Regions from separate parts of the Homo sapiens genome. Here region 2 is linked to region 1. Evidence: chromatin loops called from intact Hi-C (ENCODE). Cell type or tissue: PC-3. All regions are shown on one strand. Links, peaks and the distances in the headings refer to the core of each region. The heading gives the core; the rest is flanking DNA.

What was found. Peaks named below come from ENCODE experiments on the same cell type or tissue, not always from the same donor. Only the 100,000 strongest peaks of a DNase experiment are listed, where the experiment ranks them.
Region 2: it touches region 1 in a loop (9-fold over the local background); 5 of 110 quality-filtered maps call a loop at or near these places.

Annotation. Positions count from the first base shown.
Region 1 is chr7:65,438,980-65,454,916 of GRCh38, reverse strand. No RefSeq gene overlaps it. Among named protein-coding and RNA genes, the nearest start is that of ZNF92, 73 kb to the right of the region's middle. RefSeq lists a silencer at 14,585-14,758. In PC-3, for the core only: no CTCF peak of the experiment used is centred there; a DNase peak (open chromatin) is centred at 5,906; H3K4me3 peaks cover 729 bases; H3K27ac peaks cover 1,847 bases.
Region 2 is chr7:65,207,005-65,222,941 of GRCh38, reverse strand. It overlaps LOC124901661 (a long non-coding RNA gene), which reads left to right. Exons shown (of 2, transcript XR_007060366.1): 2 at 2,943-3,379. It also overlaps the pseudogene INTS4P1. Among named protein-coding and RNA genes, the nearest start is that of SNORA15B-1, 140 kb to the right of the region's middle. In PC-3, for the core only: a CTCF peak has its summit at 6,328 (motif pointing left); a DNase peak (open chromatin) is centred at 6,341.

The sequences.
Region 1 (15,937 bases), core at 2,599-10,598:
AATTTGATCTTTTGGGGTGTTTCAATTCAACAAACAAGGATTACAGTAATGGTAACACATAGTAAAATTTGGGGACCTGATAACAAACCTCTTAATCTGAGAAAGAAGAGCCATATTTCCAGGACTAGCTAATAATCCCAGTTAAATTGTCTCCTTTCAGAACCTCTTGTATTTGTTTAAAACTTCCTACTTCTCACAAAGGACTTCCTCATACCTTATCTGATTGTTCTTTCCAGCAGCCCTATCAGATAGACCAGGCAAGCAAGTATTATTACCCCCTTAATATTCATAGGAAACCCTCTGAGATTGAGAGAGATAAAGTGGCAATACCAAAGTCACATAGCTGGTCAGCAATGAAGACAGAACCATACCCCAAGTCTAAAAGAAAAGAAAAAATCCCAACAAGCCATGTGGCAGTGCTTTAAAACCTAAATGTCATAGGCAAAAACTTTGAATGTTATCCAGATGTCTATGGAAGGCTTATGGGAATCAATACTCACCTTAAAGAGCCAGGCAGGAAAAATGATATGTTATGAAAAATGCCAATTTGGGATTTACTAGATGAGAGAGAAAAGTTGAGAACAATATAAATGGGTCAAATTTCAGAATATTTCTTGTGCTCTTCTCTTCACTGCAGTGACCTTTGCACTGCAGATAGAAAAGTACTGTGGGCAGTAGAAAAATGAGTTTATGTCATACAGTTCATTCAGAATTTGTGAAAATAAAAGCAGAAGACATCTTCAAGATCACCCTTACAGTTCAATTGTAAATGTTTAGAGAACCTTTTCTTGCTCACAAGTGAAAAACCTAAGGATAAGTCATTCAAGGAAAGTCTGTCTCTGTTCTACTTTCATCATGTTATCAGTAAGGTAAATGAAGAAATCAAAATGATAAGTCTGAAAGAAGTAGCCTTTGAAAGCATCTGAATTGCACTTCCTCAGGCCAGTGGAATTTGACAACTAATTATGGAAACTATAGATGGTACAAAACTCTGAATTTCTCAAAATGTACCGGTAATTGTCTGGGTGGAGAGAACTGGTTACACGCATAACAGGAAACTCCCAGCTTCCCTCAGGAAAAGTGGTTACATGGGTCAGTGTCAGGCCTCATGCTTGGAATTACGGGGTACAGGTCTGACCGAAGCCCTCTCATTCCTGCCTTGCCTTTAGCAGACTGAGAGGAACACTGAGCCCGTCAAAGGAGAGCTCCCCACAGGAAGGAAAAGTCAGCTTAAGTGGTAGCGAAACCTATGAAGTTGAGTTGCCAGAATCCCTCCACAGGCCACACAAACAGTAATGAAATTCATGGAGAGAAAGAAAGAAAAGACCCACAGCCATGAGCAGAGCCAGCTGGGAGGGATGTTATTACTTTATTTTTGTTTTCTTAACTATGTGTGTGTGTGTGTGCATGTGTGTGTGTGTGCGTGCGCATGTGCGTGCATGTGTTTTGAGGGGGAGGGAGGATTGATTGCAGAAAATGGCTTGATCCACAGCACTCAAGATGGAAACTTTTGTTGATATAATTTCTCCTAACTTTCCTACACCTTCCTTCCCTTCTACTCCATTTTCCCCTGTGGCTATCAAGAGCTGTATATATCTGACCACAAAACATGCAGTCAATCAGTTCAGGTCAAAAATGCAGCCAGACACCTGGATCAACTCAAACTCTGTCTACACACACCAATTGGCTTGGGGGTAAAAAAAAAAAATGTAATTGGGTGGAACAACTAGTTATTTTTAAAACAATGAGTTGAATTCAGAAAACCATCCAATTAGTTGATTTCAAAATGCCTGTTTGGTGACAGGAAAATGGTTATTTTCAAAGGGTCTTGTGTGTGCATAAACAACCTGAGTGCTATTAAATTGATGAGCTATTTTAGAATCCAGGAGATAAGGCCAAGGTGGCTGGACTCTGTTTATAAAGGGGAAACCTGGTCGGGTAGCAGTCCATCAAGCCCTCCAGAAGGTGACGCATTCTGTGGCAAGGATGAAGTCCTTCACTTGACAGCAACATAACTCTGCCCCTTTTTGCAGAGGCAAGCACCTCAGTTCTTTTTTTTTTTCTTTTTTTCTGTTGTTGAGACAGGGTCTCGCTCTGTTACCTAGGATGGAGTGCGGTGGCATGATCTCGGCTCACTGCAACCTCCGCCTCCTGGGTTCAAGTGATTCTCCTGCCTCAGCCTCCTAAGTGCATGGGAATACAGGTGCCTGCCAACATGCCCAGCTGATTTTTGTATTTTTAGTAGAGACGGGGTTTCACCATGTTGGCCAAGCTGGTCTCAAACTCCTGTGCTAAGGTGATCCACCCACCTTGTCCCCCCAAAGTGCTGGGATTACAGACATTAGCCACCATGCCCAGCCAGTTCTTTCTTAGAGAAGCCACCTGTGTGCCTTCTTCCTGGATGCCCCATGCTAGCCAGAAGGCCAAAGATCCCAACAGACTCTATAAAGAACCAATGTTTTTTTATTAGCCATTGCTGCACCACATTTCCTAATGCACACAATGATGGTAACTTGATTCTCACCTTTTATGGGTTGCATTTGGATGACATTCAGCAAGGAAGCCTCCTGTGAGCCATTTGACCCAATATGTAATGAGTTCGGTCAGTTTCAACGGCACAGCTATACCTCTCTGGACTTCCTTCTCCCACCCCAAAATGTGAACATTCTTTTCTTGTGCTACATTACTAAAAAATGATTTAAGAAGAAAAAAAACAGGGAAAAGGTCTCCTCCTGAAGAGAATTTTATTTGCGCTCCTCATGCTTTGTCATAAAGGGCATTCAGCCGTGTTAATCATGTAAGAAATTTCAGCAAAGTTCTCTTTTTTCATATTAGACTTAAAACATCACCCCTGAGGTGGTGCTGATGGCACTCTTAGAAAATATTTCTTTGATGTCTAAGACACAGAGGACTTCAGCAAACACTCTCAGAGTTAAATCAGTGGTGCCTAAGTGCTGATTCTCCGTCCCCAGTTACAAGCATTTACTAAGTAAAACTTTTGTTTCTGCAAATGTCTTACTTGAGTGTGTCTTAATCCCAAGTGTTGAGGAGGTTTTGTTTTATTGTCTGTGTGTGTGTGTTTTAAGCACTTATTTTATCAGAAAGGATTTCCACAATGGAAGCCTTCATTGCCATTGCTGTGGCTGAGTCTTTAGGTTTGAGACTAGTTAAGCTGCCGCAGGTAGAAGTGTTTGCACAGCTCCCAAAGTATAGAATCGCAGCCTCAGAGTTGGAAGGAGCCCCCTTAAGCCTGTCCTTGCCTTCGGGCATCTGAGCCAGAGGAATAGCCACTCTTTTCTTTAAGATCTCCAAGGACAAAAACTCCACATGCAGTTATTTTATTATAAAAGTGTGAACTGTAAAACATATTTACAAGGGAATAATATTATCATCTATATTTAAATGATTTCCTTTTTAAAACATTTGCTTACCCAATTTTTAAAAAATTAATGAACAGCAAAGTTCTTTGAAAAAAAATCCTTTCAAATCCTTTCAATAGAATCATTTCTCCTCTTTTTGAAGTATTACAAGGGTCATTTCTCCCAGAAAATGCTACCAGAAATTGCTATGTTTCTTCTAAAAAGAGGGTTTGCTTTTATCTTGTGACTACCCTGCATCAAGACACTCTTCCTTCTTTGCTTTGGCTGTTGGAAAGCCCACAGCCAAATGTGTGTCCCCACCCCCTTCTAATCAATGCACGGGACCTCACCTCAGCTTCACCTGTTTGTCTTCCTTTATTTTTCCTTCATCTAAGTTTCTTCACTTAGTTGTGCTTTTTGGCTTTCCTGTTGTTTCTGGGCTTTCTGGTTTTCTGTTTGTTTTGATGTTTGGAAGCAATATAGTGAGGCAAGAGCAGAGACTCTGGGGACTAAAATACTTAACACTTGGCTCCCAGCTCTGCCCTTTCCTATCTTAACCTTTTATTTTCCTCATCTGTAAAATGAAAAACACAATAGTAGTCATGGAGTTGTTGTGAGTGTTAAATGAGAAAATGCACGTGTAGTGCCAAGCCAACAGTAAGCACTCAAGATATGTTCATTATTCATATTATAACATTGCTACTTTAAATTATTTCAGGAGCGAGAGGTGCAAAAGAGAAATATAATTATTTATTCTCCTATTTCAAAGTTTGATCTTTATCTCCCGTCTTCTTCTTCCTGTCTCATGAATTGTCTTTCAAGCAAATTATTTGCTGCTGTTTCTGCACTTTAATGAAACTCCTTCTACTATGTTACAGGCTAGTGCTTCCCAAACTTACTCGATCTTAAGAATCAGCAGAAGCACTTACTAAAAATACAAATTTCAGCTGGGTGTGGTGGCTCATGCCTGTAATCCCAGAACTTTGGGAGGTTGAGGTGGGAGGATTGCTTGAGGCCAGGAGTTGAAACCAGCCTGGACAACAGAGTGAGACCCCATCTCTATTTTTTAAAAAATACAGATTTCTAGTCTTTTTTTTTTTTTTTTTTTTTTTTGACAGAGTCTCGCTCTTTCACCCAGGCTGGAGTGCAATGGCACAGTCTCAGCTCCCTGCAACCTCCACTTCCTGGGTTCAAGTGATTCTCCTGCCTCAGCCTCCCCAAGTAGCTGGGATTACAGGAGCCTGCCACTACGCCCAGCTAATTTTTGTATTTTTAGTAGAGATGGGGTTTCACCATGTTGGCCAGGCTGGTCTTGAACTCCTGACCTCGTGATCCACCCACCTTGGCCTCCCACAGTGCTGGGATTACAGGTGTGAGCCACCACGCCCTGCCCAGATTTCTAGTCTTACACACCTAAAATTGTTTTATAAATGAATAGCTCTAGAACGGTGTTTCTGGGACTAAAGTATTTTATACCACATTGTCTATACTTTTCTCCAAGAATCTAATCACAGACAAATTTCCACACTTGCTTCCTATGTAGTTAGTGTCCCTTTAACATTTCAATTTTTGTTTCCTTGTTTCCCTTTTGTAACTTTTTCTGCTACTTTTTTTTGGTTGTTCCCTTACCTCTTGTCCTGCCACTTGTGGGAGTCTGTCTTTTTCCAACTCCTGAGGCAATAACAGGTCTTTTCCCACCCATCACTCCAGCACTGCTTTGGGTAAAGTATTTAAGAGCTAAAATTGTTGGCCTGGTTGGGTCAATTGGGGAATGAAGGTATATCCACATTAAGAGAAATAGTTACTCAGTAACTGTTTCAGCCACTTCTTCACAGAGAAAACCATCTGTGCCTTTTTAAATTTTTATTGGCCTGATTGATGGCTCTACAACACAGTGAAGAAGTAGCCCCACCCACCACAGCGTTCTTCATCCTGCTGGGGAAGCCACACAGAGTTGAGACCAAAAAGTACGGAAGGAAGGAAGGTAGAAAGGAAGGAAGGAAGGTTTTATCTGCCTTCCTTTGTTTTCTGTGGATAAATGCCAAATCCCTCTTACTTAAACTTTTCCCCTTTCCTTTACTTTGTCTCCAAGTTTTTCTTAGAATGAATGAGTAAATTGTTCAAATTTTCTCAATAATCTCCCTCCATAACTCATTCCAAAGTTTAATTACTTTGACAGAAGAAAGGGAGGGAAGAAGGAGGGAAGAAAGGAAGGAAAGGAGGGAGGGAAGGAGAGAGGATGGAAAAGAAGGAAAGAAAGAAAAAGAGAGTAAATAAATAAAAAGAAAGGAAGGATGGAAGAAAGAGAGAGGGAGAGAGACAGGGAGAGGAGAGGAGAAGAGAAGGGAAGGGGGGAGGGGGGAGGAGAGGAGGGAGAGGGGAGGGGAGGAGGGGAGAGGAGAGGAGAGAAGAGAATCCTACCTATTAAAATCCTACAATCTGCCCTGCTTTTACCTTAGGGCTGTTCTGACAGTTTCCCCTTGTTACACATGTGTTGCTAGGATAGTACAAGTATTTTCAAGATGAATTCTCTGCCAAAAGGTCTTGCCACTGAGTCATCACCATCTTCATCTTTTTAAAAAACATGAGCAAGCCTCAGCAGCACTTCATTCACATTAGTAAACATTACCTAGGGAAAGAAAGAATAGGCCTCAAGAACATGACATCATCATTAAAAAATAAATGCTTTCTGAGTCCCTACTCAGTGTGTGGCACTGTGTTAGCCCTAGAAATATAAAAATGTGCCTGCTTTTAGTCTCACACGCACACACATATACTCCAATATGTCAAATCCAGAGAAGTGGTGCAGACTAGAAAGATTATCAGAATTCCAAGGAGGGAGCAATTCTGCCCCAAGGGCCGGGGGTGGTCACAAAAGGTAGGGCTCCAGGCCCCAAAGAAAGGGTAGAGAGTTTGAGGGAATTAATGTGAACAAAGACCAGGAAATATTAATGAAAATAGTTTGGGAGAAAATAGTTAGTGTGCCATTTGATGGGAGCAGACAGTTTGTGTGGACTGGAAGATGAGTAGGAGGTAATAATGGAATGGTAGACCATAGTCTGCTTGGAGAGGGCCTTGAATGGCAGGCTAATTAGTGTAGCCTTAGCCTATAAGCAATAAAGAGCACCACTCTCACAGATAGCATAGAGCAGACCACTGAAGCTTCAGAGTACCTTCAATCAAAAGAAGCACGGACATTGATTACAGGAACTTTTGTGAAATGTCTCAAGTCTGTATAACTATTTCCCATATTTGTAACTTTGTTTTCTCCATGGTATCAGTGTTACTTGGGAGGACAGTGAGGAGAGGGTAGCTGGCAAGTTTACGTCCTACCACATAGGCCAGTCTGGAGATGAAAAGGACCCTAAGAAATGGTACGTGGCAGTGGTTTTAAAGTAGAAAGATAGACATGAACAATCTCTGGGGCTCACAGAAGGGAGAGAAAAACAATCTCTGGGGCTCACAGAAGGGCTTTTCATATGTTCACAGCATGCAGTCCCACACTGGCATATTGGGGGCCAGCGTGGGACTGCAAAATGCCTTTGAGGGCCTAACTGGAAGGAATCCTAGATAGTTCCTGCCAGCCCCTTAACCTGCTGAATTTCTCCAATAGCATATCTCATGGCAGTTTAAAGGAGGAGACTTAAATGGATGTTGTTAACTGAATGCACCATTTTGTGAACTCCAGAGAGCTCTGGGAATATTCTTTAAATATCACCTTATTGAATGAACTAAGCGGGATTGACTGGGTACCAGGTAAGATTTAGGTGAGTTTGTTCAGTCTTCTAATTTGAAGTTGCTGCTAATCAGGCACCACTTTCTGCTCTCCTCTGAATTCAAAAATGGCTTCAGTATTGGTGAATGAGCAGTTGTCCATCCGGGATCAGTTGGAAAAGGCTTTTGCCTCCACTGATCTTCTCTTCTAGCTGAGTTGCTCTCTTCCAGTCCTGTGGGCAGCAAGCCACCCAGGTGCCAAGGCAAGAGACCAAGGGCACAAGCTGTTCCAGTATAATAAAATATATAAAATAAGAATAGTTATACTAGTTATAGATGTTAGATATAATTATATATGAATATCATTAATCATTAGTTTGTAGCAATTACTCTTTATTCCAATATTATAATAATCCTCACTCTACAGTCATAACCTAGGAAAAACCAGGCCGTACAGAGATAGGAGCTGAGGGGACATAGTGAGAAGTGAGCAGAAGATGAGTGCGAGCCTTCTGTTATGCCCGGACAGGGCCACCAGAGGGCTCCTTGGTCTAGCAGTAACACCAGCGTCTGGGAAGACGCCCATTGCCAAGTGGACTGTGGTCAAGCGGTAGCATCAGTGTCAAGGAAAAACACCTGCTACTTAGCAGAGCGGGAAAGGGAGTCTCCCTTTCCCCGGGGGAGTTTAGAGAAGACTCTACTCTTCCACCTCTTGTGGAGGGCCTGACATCAGTCAGGCCCACCCACAGTTATCCAGAGGCCTAACTGACTCCCTGTGATGCTGTGCTTCAGTGGTCACACTCCTAGTCTGCCTTCATGTTCCATCCTGTACACCTGGCTCTGTCTTTTAGATAACAGTAGCAAAATTAGTGAAAGTACTAAAAGTCTCTGATATGCAGAAATAATGGCATAAGCTGTCTCTCTCTCTCCATCTCTCTCTCTACCTCAGCTGCCAGGCAGGGAAGGGCCCCCTGTCTAGTGGACATGTGACCCACGTGACCTTACCTATCATTGGAGATGGCTCACACTCCTTACCCTGCCCCTTTGTTTTGTATCCAATAAATATCAATGCAGCCTGGTATTTGGGGCCACTACTGGTCTCTGCGTCTTGGTAATAGTGGTCCCCTGGGCCCAACTGGCTTTTCTTTTATCTCTTTGTCTTGTGTCTTTATTTCTACACTCTCTTGTCTCTGCACATGGGGAGAAAACCCACCAATCCTGTGGGGCTGGACCCTACACAGTCCTAAATTTAACCCTATCCCTCCTTTGCAAGTAAAGGGGTCATTAACATTTAGCTGATGGAGCACAAAGTGATCAGAAAGACCTGTTGCTTCCTTTCATCAACTCTGCCCATTAGCCAAGCAGAAAAGAAATATTGGTTTCTTAATTGACTTTCATAATCACTTTCATAATCGTTTTGCATGTGGTACATACTAGGTACTCAATAAGTATTTGCTGAACAAAGGAATGAATGAATGTTGGACACTATCCTAGGTCCTGGCCATGCATCAGTAAAGAAGAAATAAATAGACAAAAATCCCTACCCCCATGGAGGTCATATTCTAGTGACAGAAAAGAAGGAACCATAGGGTCCCAAATCCTACTAGAAACAGCACTAAGCACATAATAGGTACTCAGTAGATATGTGGGGAAATGGGAGACACTCTAATATAATAATGCATATAGCTTATGTTTCTCCTTCTCAGTCTCATTGAAAAACATCATTATCCTCAAATAATTAAAAATAGAATAATGAGCCTACAAGTTCAAGACCAGCCTGGGCAACATAGCAAGACCTTGTCTCTACTAAAAATAAAAATAGGATTAACCTATAATCCAGCCATTTCACTACTAGGTATATTCCCAAGAGAGTTGAAAGCATAAAATCAAACAGATAAATATTCCTATGTCAATGTTCATAGCAGCATTATCCACAGTAGCCAAAAAGTGGAAGCAACCCAAATGTCCATCAGCAGATGAATGAAGAAACAAAATATGGTATATACATAAAATGAAATATTATCCAGCCTTAAAAAGGAAGGAAATTCTGACACATGCTACAACATGGATGAACCTGGAGAACATTATGCTAAGTGTAATAAGCCAGTCACAAAAAGACAAATTCTATATGACTCCACTTATATGAGTTATCTAGAGTAGTCAAATTCATAGAGATAGAAAGTAGAATTGGGGTTGCCAGGGACTGGGGGGAGGAAGGAATGGGGAGTTACTGTGAAATGAGTATAGAGTTTCAGTTTTGCAAGATGAAACAGTTTTGTAGATTGGTTCCACAATAATGTGAATATACTTCTCATTACTAAACTGTACACTTAGAAATGGTTGTGATGATAAATTTTATGTTATGTGTATTTTGCCACAATTAGAAAATTTTTAAAGCCACTTATTAAACATTCTTTTTTTTAGAATTGTACAAAGATTAACAAACACGAACCCTTTGCTGGAGTTTACATTGTAATACAGACCCTTCATGATGTGGCCAGGCATGTCAAGGCCATACGGACAAGAGAAGACAAACATTCAGCCTAGATACGGAGAGGAAGCTGAATATTTACATTACCCAACAGAGCAAAGATGAGTGCATTTTAGGATGGAGGGAGGGCAGGCTGTCCACACAGTGTGACTTGACTAAATACTACTGGTGATCCATTTCTCAAAAATATATCAACTCCATTGCTTGTCATATGTTCTGAAATTTTAGCTCTTTCTTTTGACTCTTTAAGGATTAGGAAATTCTGCAATTCCTTAGGAGTAGACAAAGAAACCAGAAAGGGGCAAGATTATTTTCTAGCTAACAGTTGGCCTCCCATTTTTTTTTTATTATAGGGGTCCAAGATGAGAGAGGAAGCAATGGGAGAAGAAAGGAGACGGGTGGGCAACCAAGATCAACTTCCCCCTTTCACACCCATGTGGAGGAGGCTGGAGAGGCAAGGGATATTGATGTATCAAGTCCACACTCACAGACTTAGAGGACCTGTTGGCCCATCAAATAATGGAGAGTCAAGGAAAACCATTTCCAAACATTAGTACTGACCAGCCTCCAGAGGTAATGGTCTCCATTCCTGCTGCCAGAAGTACACCAGCAGAGGCTGAGGTGGGGATAGGATGTTTCTCCCAACTTTACATTCTATGCATCTCTTAACAGAGACAGCAGGGTGAACCCCCTTTACCTTATCGCATCAGTACAGTCACACCTCAATCCCTCAGGTGCTGCCAACTGTGTGTGTGAGATTCTAGAGAGAGAGATCTTTGCATTCTCCATGAGGGTAAAGTTTGCTGGGCAGGATTCTTTAAATCACATCACAAAGGCCTTTTCATCTTAAAGAAACAAACTGTTTCTAAGGACTTTAGCACATTGTTTATGAGTCAATGAATACTGCTAGTAACCAATGGGTCTTATCTATTCATGAAAGCCAATCTCTGAGGATCTCTCTTGGGAACCACTGTGTGCAGTTAGTTTGAGTTATGGTACACATAGACTTCAACTAATGAAAGGTCATGTTTTAAAACATTCTAGAATTCCAACCTGTCACTAATTCACATTGGTCTGCCTGCCCCCAACCCCCATTAGTCCAAATAGATGAGATTTTGCTGAGACAGATTTTCAAGTAGTTTGCAAATGGTAAACACAAAGAGGGGATCTCTTTCTCTCTCTGCCTCTCTCTCTGTCTCTCTATCTGAAACACATCACTTGACATCTTATTATTAGGATCAATAGGTGACAATTTCTCTCTATTGATTATTTACCTTCGTTTTCACTACAAAGTTAAATTGCAACAAGAATGGATGCTGACTTTCTTGCTTAGTGCTCAACAGCTTTGTTTTCCTTAGACTGACTCTCTTTCATTTTCATGAAAGTCATTATTAGGCTAATGTAAAATTAAATTAGCTTGGCCGGGCGCGGTGGCTCATGCCTGTAATCCCAGCACTTTGGGAGGCTGAGGCAGGCAGATCACGAGGTCAGGAGATCGAGACCATCCTGGCTAACACGGTGAAACCCCATCTCTGCTAAAAATACAAAAAATTAGCCAGGCTTGGTGGCAGGCACCTGTAGTCCCAGCTACTGGGGAGGCTGAGGCAGGAGAATGGTGTGAACCCGGGAGGTGGAGATTTCAGTGAGCCGAGATCGCGCCACTGCACTCCAGCCTGGGCGACAGAGCGAGACTCCATCTTAAAAAAATAAAATAAAATAAATTAGTTTACATTCAGCATGTACAGGAAGCACAAATACTCACCAGTGGGATGGCTTAGAAGGATCCTAGAAATGAAATCAGTATCTCAAAGAAATATTAGCAAACCCATGTTCATGCAGCATTATACAAAACAGCCAAAATGCGAAAACAACCTAAACATGCATTGAAGGATGAATGGATAAAGAAAATCTGACATATATATAATATATTATATATATTATATTATATATTATATTTTATAACATATTAATATAATATATAATTATAATTAATATATATTATATATATATATACAATGAAATATTATTCAGCCTTAAAAAAGGAGATCCTGTCATTTGCCACAGCATGGATGAACCTGGAGGACATTATGTCAAAGGAAATAAGCCAGACACAGAAAGACAAATACTGTATGATGGCATTTATATGTGGAATCTAAAACAGTTGAACTCATGGAAGCAGAGAGTAGAACAATGATTGCCAGAGGCTGGGGTTTGGGGAAATGGGGAGATGTTGTTCAAAGGGTACAAACCTTCAGTTATGAAATGAATAAGTTCTGGGGATCTAACATACAGCGTGGTAACTGCAGTTAATAATACACTGAACTGTTTACTTGAAATTTGGTAAAAGAGCAGATTTTAAGTGTCCTCACCCCACCTCCCCACACAGAATGACAATTACTGGTGGTGATGGATGTGTTAATTTGACTTCAGTAGTCAGTACACAATGTAAATGTGTATCAAATCCTCACATTGTACACCTTGAATACATACATTTTTTATTTGTGAATTAAGTTTTTTCCAAAACTTTTTTTTAAAAAGGAAGTATCCTAGAAGATGCTCTGACCAGTCACTCTCTTTGAAACCTCCCTTGGTTACAATACCTGTTATGTGCTACTTTTGAATATTTTCCAAGATCATCAAGCTATAAGCCACATGCTTAAGAAAATATAGCTATGATCAATTTGAGGGACATGTGGAAAGAGAATATTTAAATGATAATCTAGTTTTTTGAATCAGATAAAGAGCACTTCAGCTGTAAAGCCTGTAGAAGCCCATCACGCCAAGCGTTCCAGTTTGTGTGGAACAGTTAGTTTCCCAGAAAGATATCAAGCTAGGTTCAGAAACTATAAAAGGTCTTTGGCTTCCTATATACATATTGATTCATAGTTGCATTTGCTTTCTTCATCACAGGAATGGTGACTTGCTATTGAGAAAACTTTTGAGAGACCCAGGAATGAAAATAGGAACAGAGATACTGCTCTGGTTCTCATTCTCATCAATAGAGAGGGAATGTCAAGGCTGTGGTGATATGAACATCCCTGGCTCGCAACAGGTAAAAAATGTGACTGAGAGTCTGAGGCAGTTTGGAGCTAGGAGGAAGATATTCTGAAGTGAGCTTTGCAGCCCAAATACTTTCTAATCCCTCACCTCCCACCATGCACCTCCTGAAATAAGCTTTCAAAGCTTACCAGGCTGTTTATAAAAACAAAGGGATTCCCCTTCCAAGAAGTTTCCAGTCTGAGATGACACAGGCAGTACAGAAATGTTCCGTTGTCAAGCAACCAAATATATGCATTAACTGAGGGATAGAAGAGCATTGGCATTTTCGCTTCAAAGGCAAATTCAATGAATTTGAGATGCACAATCTTACAACTAAGACTTCAAAACTAATTTTCAAAGTACAAGTAGATCTAACTCAGTAGAAGAGGGCTCAAATAAATGCAGAATCAAAGATGCTGTGGCCAAAACAAGTGTGAGTGTATCTTAGGGAGGCATTTTTCTTACTGAAATGGTTCTTTTTATTTGTACAGTTGAAATGGGCCACCTCCTTTATGAAGGCTTTCCTGTTCCTCACTCTTTCCCTGGCTACAGTGGGCTACTCCAGTCTTTAGGTCTCAATATGCCGAACATACTCCATCATGTCACCTGTGACAATTGATTGTATCCTTTTGTTTTCATGTCTGTGTGCCCCACTAGAGTTTAAGTACTTTGAGGACAGGGTCTTTTTGATTTGTATGTATCCACCCTAGCTCAATACCTGGTACATAATAGGTGCTCAATAAACTTTCTGGAATGGATGATATCCCATGATTCCTTGTGATGAAAAGAGCAACAGCTAAACAAATATTCCTATTAGAGTTTTGTAAGGCCAATTTAGGGTTCTGCAGACTAAAGAGAACTGAAAATTCCCAGCTTCTAAATCAAAGATTGAAGGCTTGCCCCCGCCTAGCCATAGCTCCTTGATATGGCTCTTAATTAATAATCTGTTACATCCTCAAAAGGGGTCATTTTAAGGTAACCCAGAAGAGCTCCCATGACCTATTGACCTTGTTATGTCACCAAAAAGGAGCTTTTTGTCAAAGGATGGCAGACTACTTTTCTGTGATTCATGTATTACTCAGAAACCACTGGTTTCCTGGAATTAATAATAAAAATTCCAAATCCCCAGCAGTAACTTCCCAACCCCACAATTCTTGCTAACACAGCAGAGTAACACTTGGATTCTATACCAGGCCTACTGACCTTTTGCTAATTGTAAAATAAACATATCTTCCAGTTTAGAGGGGCCTTCTCCTTTTATGGGCTCCCTGCAGTGTAGGCACTGCTTGACTGGTATTTATTTCTGCCATATTTGCTTTCCAACACTTGTTCAGTGCAGGGGGCAGGTGTCTGGGGATGGAAGAAATAGGGATCAGAATAAGAGGAGAAAAGCAGGTGCCCCAACATCCTGACTGAAGTGCCCAGCTTATTATTCAGAAGAAGCTGAGGACCTAGGAAGATGTGTGCAAATGAAAATTTATTTTAAAAAAATTTCAAGCATTTCTGAGCCCTTATTCTTGTGCCTAGCCCTGCCCAGTAGGTAAAACGGACACATAAAAAGTGATAAGCACTGTTACAGAAGCATGAACCAAAGGCTTGGGGAAGCCCAGGGGATAGATAACTGCTCTCCACTGGCCAGTGCTAGTGATTGGCCCAGGAATATGGCAGGGAAAGACTGCAGTAGCACCATGAAGATGCTGCCACAGGTGGTGGGGCTCCTTCTCAGTTTTGCACATTTAGAAATTTAATTTTATGTGTTGCTGTAGGGCTAATCAGATTCAGGGGATTGACCCATGATAAATCAAAAAGACACATATTAATATAAATGATAAACTAGGGGCTGGGCATGGTAGTTCACACCTGTAATCCTAGCACTTTGGGAGGCAGAAGCAGGCAGATCACTTGAGCCCAGAAGTTTGAGACCAGCCTAAGCAACATGGTGAAACTGCATCTCTACCAAAAATGCAAAAATTAGCAAAGCCTGGTGGCACACGCCTGTAGTTCAGCTACCTGAAAGGCTGAGGTGGGAAGATTGCTTGAGCCCGGGAGGTCAAGGCTGCAGTGAGCCGTGATTGCGCCACTGCGCTCCAGCCTGGACGGCAGAGCAAGACCTTGTCTCAAAAATAAATAAATAAATAAAAATAAACTAAAATTGATTTACTATGTATTTAGTATATGCCAAGAGACGTTCTAAGTACTTTACATGAATTATCTCATTTAACACTCATGGCAACACTGTGAGTAAAGTAGTATTACCACCTTCAGTTTTTAAATAAACAGAGGCTCTGAAAGGTTATGACTTGCCCAAGCTGGTCAAGTTGGGATTCTTATAATAAAGTCTGTCTGATTCTAATGCCAATGTCCTTAACACCTACACTCACAGCCCCTCATTGTTTTATACTGAAAAAGAGAGCTGTTGGCTACTTTGTGCTTTCTTTCCCCAAGAAGGAAGATGATGGAAACTGAGTGAGGTCCTGAAGATTGTTTGATGAGTGCCAAAATCAGAACAAAGAACTCAATAAATATCTTACATGAATGAATACTTTAGAGTCCTCAAACTATGCTAGCCTAGTGAATTAGACTCTGTCGTCCCTTCACCATAGATCCCAGACATTAAGTTGACCAGTCAGGATACTCTTTTCCCCTCAAAACCCCAATGGTTAAGTTGAACTCTGCGTTGCTGCTTTTTCTGGCCTTAAATACACATAATTGGGCCCTGCTTGAACCCCAGTCTGCGACTAGGATCCTAAATACTATACTTACTCAATTTTTTCCAGCTTTCTTCTGAAAGCTGGATCCATCTACCAGACTGGTCCTCCTAGAACTAATGATACTCAGACTTATACCTGAGTTACCTATGTCCTTTGGACCACTCCACTATCCTAATCAAAGTTCATTAATATATTGATCTAACTTATCTTTACTGCGTACCTACCATGTACCAAGCACTGTGCTAGGGGCTTGGGATATAGTTTAAAAACACCTAGGTTTATCCATCAAGGTCTGGACAGGAAACAGATGGCACACTCAAACTGAGTAATCTGGGGAGCATTTCAAAAAGAGGCTATTTAGAAAAGTGTGGGTAGAGGATAGGAACCCCACAAGAGATGGGGTGGTACCTTAGAGATAGTAACAGCAGGGAGCCATTACCCCTCTAGGCCTGGAGGGCCAAGAAGAGGGAACAGTATGAAGAGGGTGGCTTTATAAGAGCTGTGATCTTCAGTAGAGGGACGCAGCCACTGCCAATACTTGGCCCATCAAGAAAGAGCCTGGGGAATAAACACCCCAACTTCATTCTCCTCCTACCCGCTGATCTCCATTTGGTGCCAAACAT
Region 2 (15,937 bases), core at 2,928-10,927, 230 kb after region 1:
CGGATTCATAAAACTGTGAGCCCAGGCAAGACAAAAATTAATTGAATATCAGAAAAATACTCTGCCACATTTTTACGCTAAATCAGCAAGTACTGAAATTTTTTAAATGTGCTCTTTAAATAAACTCTGTGGTCCAAGTAAAATTACCTATGAGAACCACTCAGTTATCAGTGCTATGCACATAAATTGGAGAAAAAGTCCTGGTATGTAAGACGACATAATTTTTTTTTTTTGGTCTTTTTTTTTTTTGACACAGAGTCTCACGAGTCTCACTTTGTCACCAGGCTGGAGTGCAGTGGCATGATCTCAGGTCACTGCAACCCCCGCCTCCCAGGTTCAAGCGATTCTCCTGCCTCAGCCTCCCTAGTAGCTGGGACTACAGGCATGCGCTACCATGCCCAGCTAATTTTTGTGTTTAGTGTTCAGGAGAATCACTTGAACCCGGGAGGCAGAGGTTTGCAGTGAGCCAAGATCTTGCCACTGCACTCCAGCCTGGGCAACAGAGTGAGACTCCATCTCAAAAAAAAAAAAAAAAAAAAAAAAAAGAAAAGAAAAAAGAAACAGACTCCTTGGTTGAAATGAGTAGACCAATTATTTAGCTAATTATTTGATCTATTTAATTTTAGTTGGTTTGTTCATGGGGACCCTGGTTAAAAAGCATACTTCAAACTCTTGGTGTTATCCTCCTGATAGTCAAAATAGTAGTCTCCCTATTGCACTGTATTCTCTCAAAAGTTATAAATGTTTGCATGCAGTCATCTCTAGAATGTCAAATGGTCTCTCTTTAATGGGAATGATGAAAACTCAAAGATATATGCGACCATGAGGACACCATAACCTATAAATGACATGATAAGAACAAAAACCCAAAATAATGGAAACTGAGAGAGGCACTAAGGCCCTAAGTTTTGGTCACACTCTGACGTATGTGAAAACTTAACCAAAACGGGGGAATTTTTAAAAGAAATTATTGGAGGCTATTATTCTGGACTGAGCTTACGCACCAGGCCCAAACAGACAAAACCAAACCAAACCAAAATGGAGTCACTCATGCTAAATATGACATACTCAAACTAAAAATTTAAGAAAATAGGTAGATGCTAAAACAGGCCAGGTTTTGTTTTTATTCTGTAAGCAGCAAATTTTAACATAAAGAGGTCCCCTCTACTGTAATTCTTTAAAAAATTAATATCCTCAAGTTCTCATTTCCACTTTACAAAACTCACAGTTCTGCTATTTCACAGTGAGATTTGAGACTAAATAAGTATATCTTTGATGATGGCAGAATATAATGTATAAAGTTTTGGTCTGTCTCTCAAACTTGAGAAGATAACCAAAAGCGAGAAATTGTTAAATTAGTTATAGCCTGAAGCTGTCCCCTTTCATTTAATTTTGGTCAATAGTTTTTTTTTTCTTTTTGTACATAGTAAACTGAAACCTAACTGTAACGCATTCCTGTACTAACCACTGTGATTTTCCCACTAAAAGGATATCAAATCTTCAAACCGTGTTTAAATAAGGCGAATCCCAAGCTATAACCAATCTGGCTGTTTCTGTACCTCACTTTCATTTTCTGTGTGTCACTTTGCTTTTTCTGTTCATCAATATTTTCTTACCATGTGGCTGTGCTGGAGTTTCTCTGAGCCTACTCTGGCTCCACAGGCTGCCTGATTTGCAAATCATTCTTTGTTCAATTAAACTCTGTAACATTTAATTTCTCTAGAGTTTTTTTTTTAATTTTCAATTTTTTTCTATGATAAAAAATAAGTCATGTGTGGTTTTGGCTTTGATTTTCTCAACTCATCCTTTAGCTACTTTTTCCAAATTATTCTATGTCCTTTTCAAATGCTCCTGCAATTTCTTTCTTTTTCTGCTTCTTCTTCTTCTTCTTTTTTTTTTTTTTTTTTTTTTTTTGAGACAGGGTCTGACTCTATAACCCAGGCTACAGTGCAGTTGTGTAACCAATCATGGATTACTGCAGCCTTGACCTTCTAGGCTCAAGTAAAGTAATCCTCCTACCTCTGCTATCTGAGGAGCTGGAACTACAGGCATGCCTCATCATGCCTGGCTAATTTTTTAAAAAAAATTTTTATGGAGACAGGATCTTACTATGTTGCCCAGGCTGCACTTGAGCTCCTGAGTGCAAGTGATTCTCCCATCTCAGACTGCCAAAGTGCTAGGATTACAGGTGTGAGCCGCCATGTGTTTCTGCAATTCCTTAAGATTATTTATTTATTTATTTTCACCCAGGCTGGAGTGCAGTGGCGTGATCTCTGCTCACTGCAACCTCTGCCTCCCAGGTTCAAGAGATTTTCCTGCCTCAGCCTCCCAACTAGCTGGGACTACAGATACCCACCACTAAGCCTGGCTAATTTTTTTGGTATTTTCAGTAGAGACGGGGTTTCACCATGTTGGTTAGGCTGGGTCTCAAATTCCCGACCTCGTGATCTGCCTGCCTCGGCCTCCCAAAGTGCTGGGATTACAAGTGTGAACCACCATGCCCAGCCATTTTAAGATTATTCTAATAATAAACAGTACTATATGGGCACAAATCTAAAAGAAATCTGACTTCTATTTTAGAAATGTCACTCTCCAGGATTTCAAGGGTCACACGGAGTTGATCCTGAGTCCCAGCCCAGCCACTTAGTAGCTGTGGGTCTTTGGACAATTTATTGATGTGGAAGAGTTCTATAAACTACATGCGCAAAAAAAGGCAGAATGATGCTTATTGCAAAAATGGTAGCAATTTTTTATCCCTCCTGTATCCATGCCCATTGCCAGGTGCTTTTACAGCTGTTCCCATTGAGATCCAGAATCTGTTTTCCAATCCCTGGATCTGGCTGGCCTTATTTGCTCAGGGCAGTGGAAACCTGTGAACATGACAGTGTGCTAGTTTGAGGCGTAGGCTCAAAAGGTATTGAATCCTTCTGTTTTTCTTTCAGAATGCTGCCATCTCTATGAAAAAAAGCCCATGTAAGCCAGACAAGATACCATGGGGAGGAGAAGCAAGTTGCCTCTGTTGACAGCCCCAGAAGCAGAAGCTCACTCCCAGAAGCACAGCTGCTTAGTCAACAAGCAGCTGATAATACATGTCTGAAAGAGCTCAGTTGAGACCAGAAGAATGGTCCCACTGAGCCCAGCCTAAATGCCTGACCATCTCAATTATGATGCTAATAAGTTTTGGATGGTTTGTTACACTGTAACAGCTAACTAATACATGCACCCAGTGCAGATAAGATGCCAGGCTTCAATGACAGCCTGATTACTAGTTACCTTCTAATAGTGGGCACCCTAAAAGTACTAATTTTTTCCCCCTGATTTAAAGTTGAATGTCTTGTAAGATAATGTTGAGAAATGCAGAAATACATGTGGACATGTATACATGTGATTGGTGATTATACTCACACAGCACCACATACAACAGGAGAAAACAGAAAACCACAGCCTGACCATTAGGGCCGAGGCCAAATAGCAACATGAGTTTGCCTTTTTCTATTTTCTCTGTTTCTAAACATTGGAGGCCTATACTGTGTACAGATCTAAAGACATAGAGTTTGCTTATCCTGTGACCTCATCATTCTTTGTTCATGTCTAATCTCTTGAAGAAAGGTGAGCAACTGGTGGCCAGCAGTGCTTGTAACCTCAGTACCTGAGGTAATTTTATTCCTGCTGTCCTCTGCTCTTTTTATGGCCACTATCTGTTTCATCCTTGGAACTGAAGAGAGATGTTGGTAGGGAGAGGCTCTTGCCGCACCTTTGGCAGAAAAGGGATGTTCAGGCCCTTCACCTCCTGGGGGAATGTAGAGGGGTTTCCAGGAAGCCCACTTGAAGTCTGAATTTAAAGTGAAAGTCCAGCCAGGCCAGGCGCGGTGGCTCACGCCTGTAATCCCAGCACTTTGAGAGGCTGAAATGGGTGGATCACCTGAGGCCAGGAGTTCATGACCAGCCTGGCCAACATGGTGAAACTCCATCTCTACTTAAAATATAAAAATTAGCTGGGCAGGGTTGTGGGCACCTGTAATCCCAGCTACTCAGGAGGCTGAGGTGGGAGAATTGCTTGAACCCGGGAGACAGAGGTTGCAGTGAGCTGAGATTGCGCCACTGCACTCCAGCATGGGCGACAAGAGCAAAACTCCGTCTCAAAAAAAAAAAAAAAAAAGTCAAAGTACAGCCAAACATGGTGGCTCACACCTGTAATCCCAGTACTTTGGGGGTGTTGAGGTGAGGAGGATTGCTTGAGGCCAGGAGTTCAAGAGCAGCCTAGGCAACATGGCGAGACCTTATCTCTATAGAAAATTAGAAAATTAGATGGGCATGGTGTGGTGCACGCCTGTGATCCCAGCTCCCACAGAACCTGAGATGGGAGGATCGCTTCAGGAGGTGGAGGCTGCAGTGAGCTCTGATCACACCACTGCACTCCAGCCTGGGTGACAGAGTGAGACCCTGTCACTAAAATAAATAAATAAATAAATAAGTAAATGAATAAATAGATGAATAAATAAAGTGAAAGTGCAGCTGAGTGTGTGCTTTCCCAGTGATGCTTGGCTGTCCAGATGCAGATGCAAGAGATCCAGCCTGTTCATGTCACCCTTGCCCAGGGGAACAATGTCAGGAGAGAGAGAGAAAAAGGAGGTTTTTTTTCTTCTTTTTTTGAGATGGAGTCTCCCTCTGTCGCCTAGGCTGGAGTGTAGTGGTGTGATCTCGGCTCACTGCAACCTCCACCTCCCGGATTCAAGCGATTTTTCCTGCCTCAGCCTCCCTAGTAGCTAGGATTACAGGCGCCTGCCACCACACCCAGCTAATTTTTGTATTTTCAGTAGAGACAGGGGTTTTGCCATTTTGGCCAGGCTGGTCTCGAACTCCTGACCTCAAGTGATCCACCCACTTCGGCCTCCCAAAGTGCTGGGATTACAGGCGTGAACCACCTCGCCCTGCAGGAGTTGATTTTAATTATGAACCATGATTAAGGAAGGCAATGACCACAGAGAGAGTGACAATGAGGTGGGGAGGCCAAGTGGAGAGTTCTGGAGCAAGAGAAGAGAGGTCAGCAGAGAGCTGTCTGAAGTCTCCTTTCTGGGTGATGGAGGGTCCCAGGTGTGACCGCAGGCAGGGAGTGGTGGCTGAGAGGCAAGTTGGAAAAGCTCACTGGAGCTTCAGCAGTCTAAGTGCCCAGAGAGACGGGGAGTAGCCTGGCCTGTCCACGTGGGTGACGACACCAACGTCTTGTATGAAATCACTGTTGCAAACCTGCTGGGGGAATGTAGAGGGGTTGCTGCTCTACAAGACGGCAAGAAGGATGAGAATGCAGTCAGCCAGGAACACAAGTCCTCAATGGATGACGAGGTGCAAGCGGAAGACCAGCAGACAGCAGTCACTGAGAGGGACAGCAGGTGACTCCGCTGCCTTTGAAAGAGAAAGGTCTTGGACACGACCACAGGAACCATGAAGGATATAGACCCTACCTTAGATTCTACAGTACGTGGGGTATAGGAGAAAAAAGAGTCCCTGCACCAGACGGTGCCGGGGGATGTGGGGTCCTGAGGGGCCAGTGGGGTTGGAGGGAGGGGACCCTCCTGCAAAAAGCTGAGTGGTGGCTCCAGAGCCGATGATGTCATCAGAGGAGCTGGGGCAGGATGGGGGGTGGGGAGGAGGGTCCAGTCATATTAGGCAATGCACAGATCCGGGGGGGAGGCCTATAGCACAGAGGCTCTGTCCTTTGAGGGTGACTGAACCAACAGGGGAAAGCGAGGCATGGTGAAAATAGCCATGGATGGCCAGCTGTGGTGGCTCACGCCTGTAATCCCAGCACTTTGGGAGGCCGAGGAGGATGGATCACCGGAGGTCAGGGGTTCAAGACCAGCCTGGCCAACATGGGGAAGCCCCGTCTCTACTAAAAATACAAAATTAGCCAGGCTTGATGGTGGGCACCTGTCATCCCAGCTGCTTGGGAGGCTGAGGCAGGAGAATTGCTTGAACCCAGGAGGCAGAGGTTGCAGCGAGCTGAGATCACATCACTGCACTCCAGCCTGGGCAACAAGAGCGAAACTCTGTCGGGAAGGGGAGAGGAGGGGAGGGGAGGGGAGAAGGAAGGAAGGATAGAAAGAAAGACAGAAAGAAAGAAGGAAGGGAGAGAGAGGGGGAAAGAAAGAAAGAAAAGAGAAAGAAAAAAAGAAAAAGGAAGGAACGAAGGAAAAAGGAGGGAGAGAGGGAGGAAGGAAGGAAGGAAAGAAAGAAAAGGTAAGAAAGAAAACCGTGGATGACCGCAGGACGGCCACAGGTGACATTTCAAGCTGTGAATTTGGAGAGCGAGGGCGCTCCAGGCAACTGTGGGGTGACTCCTCCCCCTGGTGGCCATATATGGCTAAAGCAAGTACAAGTCCAGACACACCTGGAGAACAGGTGCCATTGCCTGAAAGCAACCGTAACCACGACAACAAGGCCAGGTGCAGAACCCAGGTCTCCCCCCCTTTATTAGAGCCTGTGGAGAGATCATGAATGTATTCTCCAATATGTTCATTTTCAGGGGTTAAAAAAAAATCTCCCCAGTGTCACTTCTCCCAGGAACGTGTGTATGTGAATGGCTTAAAAACTGTTGCCCTTGACAAAGAAATGTACCAATCTCCAATGACAGAATATTTAATCGAGGAAAGTTCTCATTAACAGATGTTAATTAATCTCCTTAACAGATGTTAAGGAGAACTACAAACCACTGCTCAGTGAAATAAAAGAGAATACAAACAAATGGAACAACATTCCATGCTCATGGGTTGGAAGAATCAATATCGTGAAAATGGCCATACTGCCCAAAGTAATTTATAGATTCAATGCCATCCCCATCAAGCTACCAATGACTTTCTTCACAGAATTGGAAAAAACTACTTTAAAGTTCATATGGAACAAAAAAGAGCCCGCATCGCCAAGTCAATCCTAAGCCAAAAGAACAAAGCCAGAGGCATCATGCTACCTGACTTCAAACTATACTACAAGGCTACAATAACCAAAACAGCATGGTACTGGTACCAAAACAGAGATATAGATCAATGGAACAGAACAGAGTCCTCAGAAATAACACCACATATCTACAACCATCTGATCTTTGACAAACCTGACAAAAACAAGCAGTGGGGAAAGGATTCCCTATTTAATAAATGGTGCTGGGAAAACTGGCTAGTCATATGTAGAAAGCTGAAACTGGATCCCTTCCTTACGCCTTATACAAAAATTAATTCAAGATGGATTAAAGACTTACATGTTAGAACTAAAACCATAAAAACCCTAGAAGAAAACCTAGGCAATACCATTCAGGACATAGGCATGGGCAAGGACTTCATGTCTAAAACACCAAAAGCAATGGCAACAAAAGCCAAAATTGACAAACGGGATCTAATTAAACTAAAGAGCTTCTGCACAGCAAAAGAAACTACCATCAGACTGAACAGGCAACCTACAAAATGGGAGAAAATTTTCGCAACCTACTCACCTGACACAGGACAAATATCCAGAATCTACAATGAACTCAAATAAATTTACAAGAAAAAAACAAACAACCCCATCAAAAAGTGGGCGGAGGATATGAACAGACACTTCTCAAAAGAAGACATTTATGCAGCCAAAAAACACATGAAAAAATGCTCATCATCACTGGCCATCAGAGAAATGCAAATCAAAACCACAATGAGATACCATCTCACACCAGTTAGAATGGCGATCATTAAAAAGTCAGGAAACAACAGGTGCTGGAGAGGATGTGGAGAAATAGGAACACTTTTACACTGTTGTTGGGACTCTAAACTAGTTCAACCATTGTGGATGTCAGTGTGGCGATTCCTCAGGGATCTAGAACTAGAAATACCATTTGACCCAGCCATCCCATTACTGGGTATATACCCAAAGGACTATAAATCATGCTGCTATAAAGACACATGCACACGTATGTTTATTGCGGCACCATTCACAATAGCAAAGACTTGGGACCAACCCAAATGCCCAACAACGATAGACTGGATTAAGAAAATGTGGCACTTATACACCATGGAATACTATGCAGCCATAAAACATGATGAAACTGGAAACTATCATTCTCAGCAAACTATCACAAGGACAAAAAACCAAACACCGCATGTTCTCACTCATAGGTGGGAATTGAACAATGAGAACACATGGACACTGGAAGGGGAACATCACACCCCGGGGACTGTTGTGGGGTGGGGGGAGGGGGGAGGGATAGCATTTGGAGATATACCCAATGCTAAGTGACGAGTTAATGGGTGCAGCACACCAACATGGCACATGTATACATATGTAACAAACCTGCACATTGTACACATGTACCCTAAAACTTAAAGTATAATAATAATAAAATAAAATAAAATAAAATAAAATAAAATAAAATAAAATAAATAGTTAATGAATGGAGTTCTGCAGGCTTTGCTTTAAAGAACAGATCTACAGTATTTTAATGGGGAATGTAATCTCAGTGTCATCTCTGAGGCATGTTTACTGCTATATCTCTATCGAGCACCTGAAGTAGTGCCTGGAACAGAGGAATGACTCAGGGTGTGGTGACTGGACTGGATGGCACTTTCAAAGCACTGGACCTGTCCCACGATGGGGCAGTGAGTTTCCTGTCCCTCTACCTATAAGGTATCTAAAAGGTTTAGCCTTGCGTGTGGTAGATGTGCTTTGAAGGGGGTTTAGGAGACAGTCTAGGAGATGACCCTTAAGTAACCTGCCCACAATCTCCTTTACACTCAGGTGATCAGTGAAGTTTTTTTTCAGGGACAAGGTAAAACAGTAGTTCTGCTGGTATCACTGACTACGTATTAGAATCACCTATGAACTCTTAAACACTAGTGTCCATAGGCCCTATTCTCAGGATTTTGATTTAATTAATGTAGGCTGACACCTATTCATCTGTTCTTAATGCTTTCTGAGTAATCCTAAAGTGCAGTGAAGGTGGACAACCACTAATGTGGAAAAAAACAAAACAAAACAAAAACACTCCAATATGCAATACAACTTCACAGCTAGCTCAGAACTAGTTCTCTGCAGGTCTCATAATTTATAATAATTTCTGCTTGGAAGCCAGAAGGCCCAGTCCTTTATTGTCACCATAGCCGAAAAGCGTAATCTTCAAGGCCTGATTCATCCTTACCTCCTCCAGGAAGCCTTCTCTGCCTGTTCCAGCCTATTTTTCTGTCCCCTTATTGTACTTCCTGCCAGTGCTTGCATCCCTGCTTTGACTCATATCCCTTTGGCCCTTCTCTCATATCCCTTGTGCCCTTCTCCTTTCCTTTCCTGAGCCTCCACCACACTCCAAATTGAATACTCTAAAAGGTTTAGCCCTGCATGTGATAGAGGTGCTTTGAAAGGGTTTTTTAGGAGACAGTCTAGGAGATGACCCATCCTGTGCATGTCTACTCACCAAACCCTGTTTTATAATTGCCTGCCCATTTGTATGTCTCTCAGTGAAACTGTGCACACCCTGAGAGGAAGAACTGTGACATATTTACCTTGGCAACCACAGCACTTAGTGCATGCAATAGAGTAAACACGATTGCACAGATGGATGGAAGGAAGGATGAATGAGTGGACAGATGGATGAATGAAGGAGTAGTACTCTTTGTGGGGCTTAACTGCACTGTCTGAATTGATTAGTGTCTCTACTACATTTCTCATGTGTCTCTATTACATCTATGTAACTTGGGAAAGAATATTTCCTAGTAATCGCTTTTTCCCATCCATAAATTTTATCTGCCAGCTGACTGACTCACAGCCTGAAAGGAACTTGTTTATTATAGTTTTCTGTAACAAAAGACCAAATCTTAACGTCACATTACAAGATTAGAAAAGGTCTTATCATTTACTGAACGCTTACTGGGTCCTGGGGGCTTTAAATACATTATCTCTTTATGTCAACTCCTCCTATTTGTCAGTTGTAGAATCTGAGACTCAGAGTTTAAAGTAACTTGCTCCAAACCACACTCAGCAGTAGTTGAGATTCAAGCCTAGGTTCTTTCCCACAGAAGCTCATTTCTTCTCCTGTCCCAGTTTCTGTCCCTCAAGTAGAGACTACAGGGGTACTAACATTAAATACTTCAACACAAGGTCAGTCTAGAAGCTCCACGAGGACCCAAACCCGACAGACCTGGACCTTAACAGTGTTCTGAGGATCCTGCACATGCTCCAGGGTTGCATCAACATCCAGGGCAACCACCAACCCAGAGGTAAACCGCAAAGGGTTGTCTGACTCGCCTGCTGGCTCAATGATGGTGGCTGAGGCTTTGTGGATCTGTAAGCAAGAGGAAAATCCTATGATTCTAAAGCCAGGTCATTCCTGGACAAGAAAACACATCTTTTTTCTGTCTCCTTATCTAATGAGTGGGCATGTGGGAGCCACTCAGAGGAAGAGCCTAGCCCAGCTGCTCCATTGGTCAAAGAAGATCACCAAGGTAAAGATTTTTGACCGTCTGGACAGATTTGGCCTACAGGGGCCAAATAGACCCTGACCTGCTCTGGAAGTGGGAGATGCAGAAAGGCACTCTGTCGCAGCATGGTCTGTAGAATTTTGACCACTTCTGCAGGTTTGGATGTCATGAATCGGGGCATAAGGTCAAGGAGTTTGTCCACAAAGCTGTCCTGCAAGTGGGGCAAATCAGCGATGAAATACCTGGAGGAACAAACAGAAGCAACTGACTCATTCAACTGTGCACACGTTCACCACAGGCTGGGCCCCAGACACCTACCAAACCCTGAAGTAGGAAGAATGATGAAGTGAGAAGAGCTTGCAATTTACGACCAAGATAGACTGGTACCTATACAATCATGCCTCAGTCACATGATCATCAGAAAGGCCTCTGTTTATTGATAACCATTATGTGCCAGGCATACTCTTAAGTGTTTTACATGATCTTATTTAACTCCCAGCAATCCTAAGCATCATTAGAATTTTTATTTTCATATTATAGATTCATTAATTATTTTAACAAATACATTTTTAAGACCTACGAAGCACCAAGCACTATTTTAGGTTCTGGAAACACAGTGAACAAAAGAGAACAAAACGATTGCTTCAATGGAGCTTACATTCAAGTGGCAGAAAACACTGAGACTCAGAGGGGATGATGCCTCACTGAGGCTCAGAAAAGTTAAGTACGTTACTCCTGGCTCAGACTGATCCAATTTTGGGCCTCGTGCCAGTGGATAGTCAAAAAATATCTCACTGAGGAGGTGATATCTGTGCAGGAACTCAAAGGATGAATTAAGAACATCAGATGAAGAACTTTGGGGATTCAGAGCTATCATCTTCCCAAAAATCTTTTCAACCCAACTGTGCAAAAACAGACTCTCTACTTTAAAGAATCTAAAGCCAAAAGTAAGGCATGAACTTATTTCAGATTCAAAACTAGAATTTATTTTTTATTTTCTTTTTGAGAAGGAGTCTCGCACTATTGCCCAGGCTGGTGTGCAATGGCGTGATCTCGGCTCACTGGAACCCCGCCTTCTGGGTTCAAGCAATTCTCCTGCCTCAGCCTCCCGAGTAGCTGGGATTACAGCTGCCCACCACCACGCCCTACTAATTTTTTGTATTTTTTAGTAGAGACGGGGTTTCATTATGTTGGCCAGGCTGGTCTCGAACTCCTGACCTCATGATCCACCTGCCTCGGCCTCCCAAAGTGCTGGGATTACAGGCGTGAGCCACCGCGCCCAGCCTCAAAACTAGGATCTTAAAAAGCCAAGCTAGATGGTACAGTTTGCTAGACAGCATTACCTGCTGGTGAAGGTAGCGTTGCAACTCAGCCCTGTAAGAAGCTATCATCACCCCAATGACAAGTACAGAGTCACAAAAACCTCAGGTTTGGTGAACTTCATGAGGGCAGAGACAATGAGCGGAAGAAATGAAACAGACTTCATCAGTGCTTTAAGATCCTATGTCTTCTCCCAGTATTATTCTACCAGCATACCAGAAGTCTGGTCACTCCCTTGACTCCTATTTCTTCATCAAGCTTTCCATTCAACTACTGCATGTGCTTTAACAGATTCATTCCATATAAAACTCTGAAAAAATATATGTATTCTACAAAATAAAATTTACCTACAGAATTACAAAACAATTGTAGATTACAGAGAAATATGCAAGTATAAGAACAGTGTGGGCCTGGTGCAGTGGTTCACACCTGTAATCCCAATACTTTGGGAGGCAGAGGCAGGAGGATCTCTTGAAGCCAGGAGTTTGAGAACAGCCTGAGCAACACAGCAAGACCCCATCTCTAAAAAAAAATATTAAAAATTATCCAGTCATGGTGGCACATGCCTGTAGTCCTAGCTACTCAGGAGTCTGAAGTAGGATGATAGCTTTAGCCCAGGAATTCAAGGGTGCAGTGAGCTGTGCCAGTCTGGGTGACAGAGTGAGACCCTGTCTCAAAAAATAATAATGAGGTCAGACGCGGTGGTGGCTCATGCCTGTAATCCCAGCAGTTTGGGAGGCCAAGGCAGGCAGATCACTTGAGGTCAGGAGTTAGAGACCAGCCTGGCCAACATGATGAAACCCCGTCTCTACTAAAAATACAAAAATTAGCCAGGTGTGGTGGTAGGCACCTGTAGTCCCAACTACTTGGGAGGCTGAGGCAGAAGAATCACTTGAACCCAGGAGGCAGAGGCTGCAGTGAGCCAAGACTGCGCCACTGCACTCCAGCCTGGGTGACAGAGCAAGACTCTGTCTCAAATAAATAAATAAATAAATAAATAAATAAATAAATAAATAAATAAGAATGGTGTGAACGAACAGTATTAAAAAAACAGATGACTAATGATTTTTTTCAACAAACGTATTTACACGTTTTCTTCATATTACTTGTGTTTTTATGGCCTAGCTGAGTGCTAAATGCAAGTGATTCCTGGTAGGTTTAGTTTTGAAGCTCCAACTTCAAAGAAGTTTCTATAATATTAAGAAAAAAACCAAATTAGTTTTTTTTTTCCTAATTTAAGGTTAACGACATGGCCACAGATGATAGCCTGGCTGTACAAGCTAAACCAAGGAATGTGATTTGTGATTGTTCCTATTGCCTGCAAGTGCTATACTCCGTGTAACCAAGATTTTATAAGCCGGAAGAGTTATAAAATACTTACCTCTGAAAAAAGTCTACTTCCTGTAAAAATTTTTCACACATCCCAAATAAGGGGTAAAGTCTGTAGAAAAGAAACGTAAAATAATTTGCTTGTGAAATCTGCAAACTGAGGAGGACCAAAAGTCCCAGAAACCTGAGCCTAAATTAAAGGAAAATTAGTATATTACACTATAAAAACGATCTCTAAAAGTAACAGAAGACTCCTAATGGACCTGGGGGAAACACCTGTCGGGATCCCAAGACCTGATTAAACCACTGCAGTGCCCATTAAGCTCAAAGAATATTAAAAATCAAAGACTATCAGAGGCTACACTTGGCACTAGACTCACTACGAATACAGAAGAGAAGCATAGCATGTGGGCAGCACAGTGTCAAGTTCCCCTTCTTCAGGAGTCCTTGCTTCATTAGCATCTCAGCTAGCATGGTCTCTATACCTATCTGATTTAGATCTCATCTCCTTGCACATGAGCTGTCAGCATTGGGATGAAAGCTCCCAGATAGCTGTGTGGACTGCTGCAAGATCTACCCAGTTTCAAGAATCACTGCACTCAATGAAGCCTACAGCCATTGTATCGGCATCTGGAAACTAGTTCATTTATATTTCCTTCTGGTCTACATGCAATTTACTCAGAGATCATTTTTTCCATAGCGGTATAGCCTACTAATGTAGTTGATACTGTAAGGGCTCCAAGAAACATACCTAAAAAGTTAACTAAATTCCTATGCAAGAGGGGAAAAGGTTTTGCTACTATTTTGCCGACAGACATGGATGGTGTTCCTTCCTCTCTATCTTGAATTACTTGGCCTCACAGTACTTGAGAACATTCCATTTCAGTAAAAAGTTATTGCATACCTAAATAATCCAGGCAACATGCTAGGTCAATGTGACTTACTAAGTTTTGACCTTTGTATATTTTCTTCCTATTTCTTGTATGTAATTTCTGCATGAAATTTCCCACTTGTTTTCTTTAATATATTATTCATTGGAGGAATAAAATTTCCCACCAAGATAAAACAAATACTCTTTCCTTATGTAAAAATATGTAAGAGAATGATGTCAAAGTTTCGTCTTTTTATTAAAATATAGTCTCCACGAGTAGACTTTGTATTCTTCATCATATATTTCCTAGCACAGGCAGCATTCAATAAGTATTTGCTGAATGAACAAAAAATGGGGCCGGGGGTAGATGGCAAATGGAAACCTACTCTGGAAGCAACATTCATTCTAATTCTTTTCCTGAAAAAAAAAAACAACAAAAAAAAGTAGCACTTGAAAGTTTTTAAACTAATCTTCTACCAGAAATGGAAGTGAAATTTCATAGTGAGGTTACCCACCAAACACCACAAGGAGTGAGAGGGCTAGAAGGGAGAATTCCAGCCAAGCAAGGGCACAAAGGAAAGCAATTTGGCCAAGCAGTGACATTTCCTCATTTGTTTGCCTGATTATATAGAGAATCATCTTGGAGAGACTCCAGGAAGTAAAATACAAAAAGATTTGGGAACTCTCCCCAGATGTCAAAAAAGAGCAGGCATCCTCATCAACAGGCCATATACATGAAGTAGGCCTCTAATACTAAGATCTCCTACTTTTCCTTTGGTGTGAGGGAAGGAAAGCTATGAAAGTGAGGCTCACTCGGGGGCTAACAATCATTAAAGAATACAAATTACCAATTTAAACTAGTCTAGACTTTCACTGTAAGTAGGCAAAGACAATGGAAAATGACTAGGTGTTATAAATGACAATCAGGAGCTGTAAAGGAGACCAAGCAGTCCTCAAAAAGAGTTAAGTCAAGGCAAGAAAGCACAGAAAACTTTTTAAAAAATTCTAATCAACAACCTCAGTGAGAGTTAACAGGGATTTAAAAGGATATTACATTGACAAAGCAAGAGAAACTGCTACAGAAACAGCAGATGACAAGAAGAGAAACTATACAGCAGAAAAAAAAGGAAAAAAATAGTAGAGAAGCACACTTGGAAATAAAACACATAATAATGAAATCAAACTCAACAGTTAAGAACAGTGGAATCAACAACAATGTAAACTGAAATGATAAACTAAAAAGAGCATATTAAAGAATTTACTGGCCAGGCACAGTGGCTCATGCTTGTAATTCCAACACTTTGGGAGGCTGAGGCAGGCGGATCACCCGAGATCAGAAGTTCAAGACCAGCCTGACCAAACATGGAGAAACCCTGTCTCTACAAAAATACAAAATTAGCCGGGTGCAGTGGCACATGCCTGTAATCCCAGCTACTTGGGAGGCTGAGGCAGGAGAATCGCTTGAACCAGGGAGGTGGAGGTTGCAGGGAGCTGAGATTGTTGAGATTGTGCCATTACACTCCAGCCTGGGCATCAACAGCAAAACTCCATCTCAAAAAAAAAAAAAAAAAAAAAAAAAAAAAAAAAAAAAAAAAGAATTTACTCAGAATATAGAATAGAAAAACAAAGAAATTGAAATTACAAAAGAAAAGGTATAGGAAAAATAGATCCAGAAAATCCAACATTTAGTATGACAGACTAGAGTGTATAGAAGAAGTAAAGAAATAATGGAGAAAAAAAAAATCCCCGAGCTAAAAACAGCTGATACTTCAAACTCCCACCGAAGGTCAGCAAGAATATTGAAAGAAAACACATACCTAGATATATCCTGGTGAAATTAAAGAAAGAAAGAAAATTTTAAAGGTTTGAGCATGAAAAATAAGCTGTAGGGAAGAGAACCAGACTGACATAAAACATTCAACTGTAACATTAAATACTAAAAGGGAACATAGCAAAGGCAGAGAGTCTCTATGAACCTATTCTGGTTTGG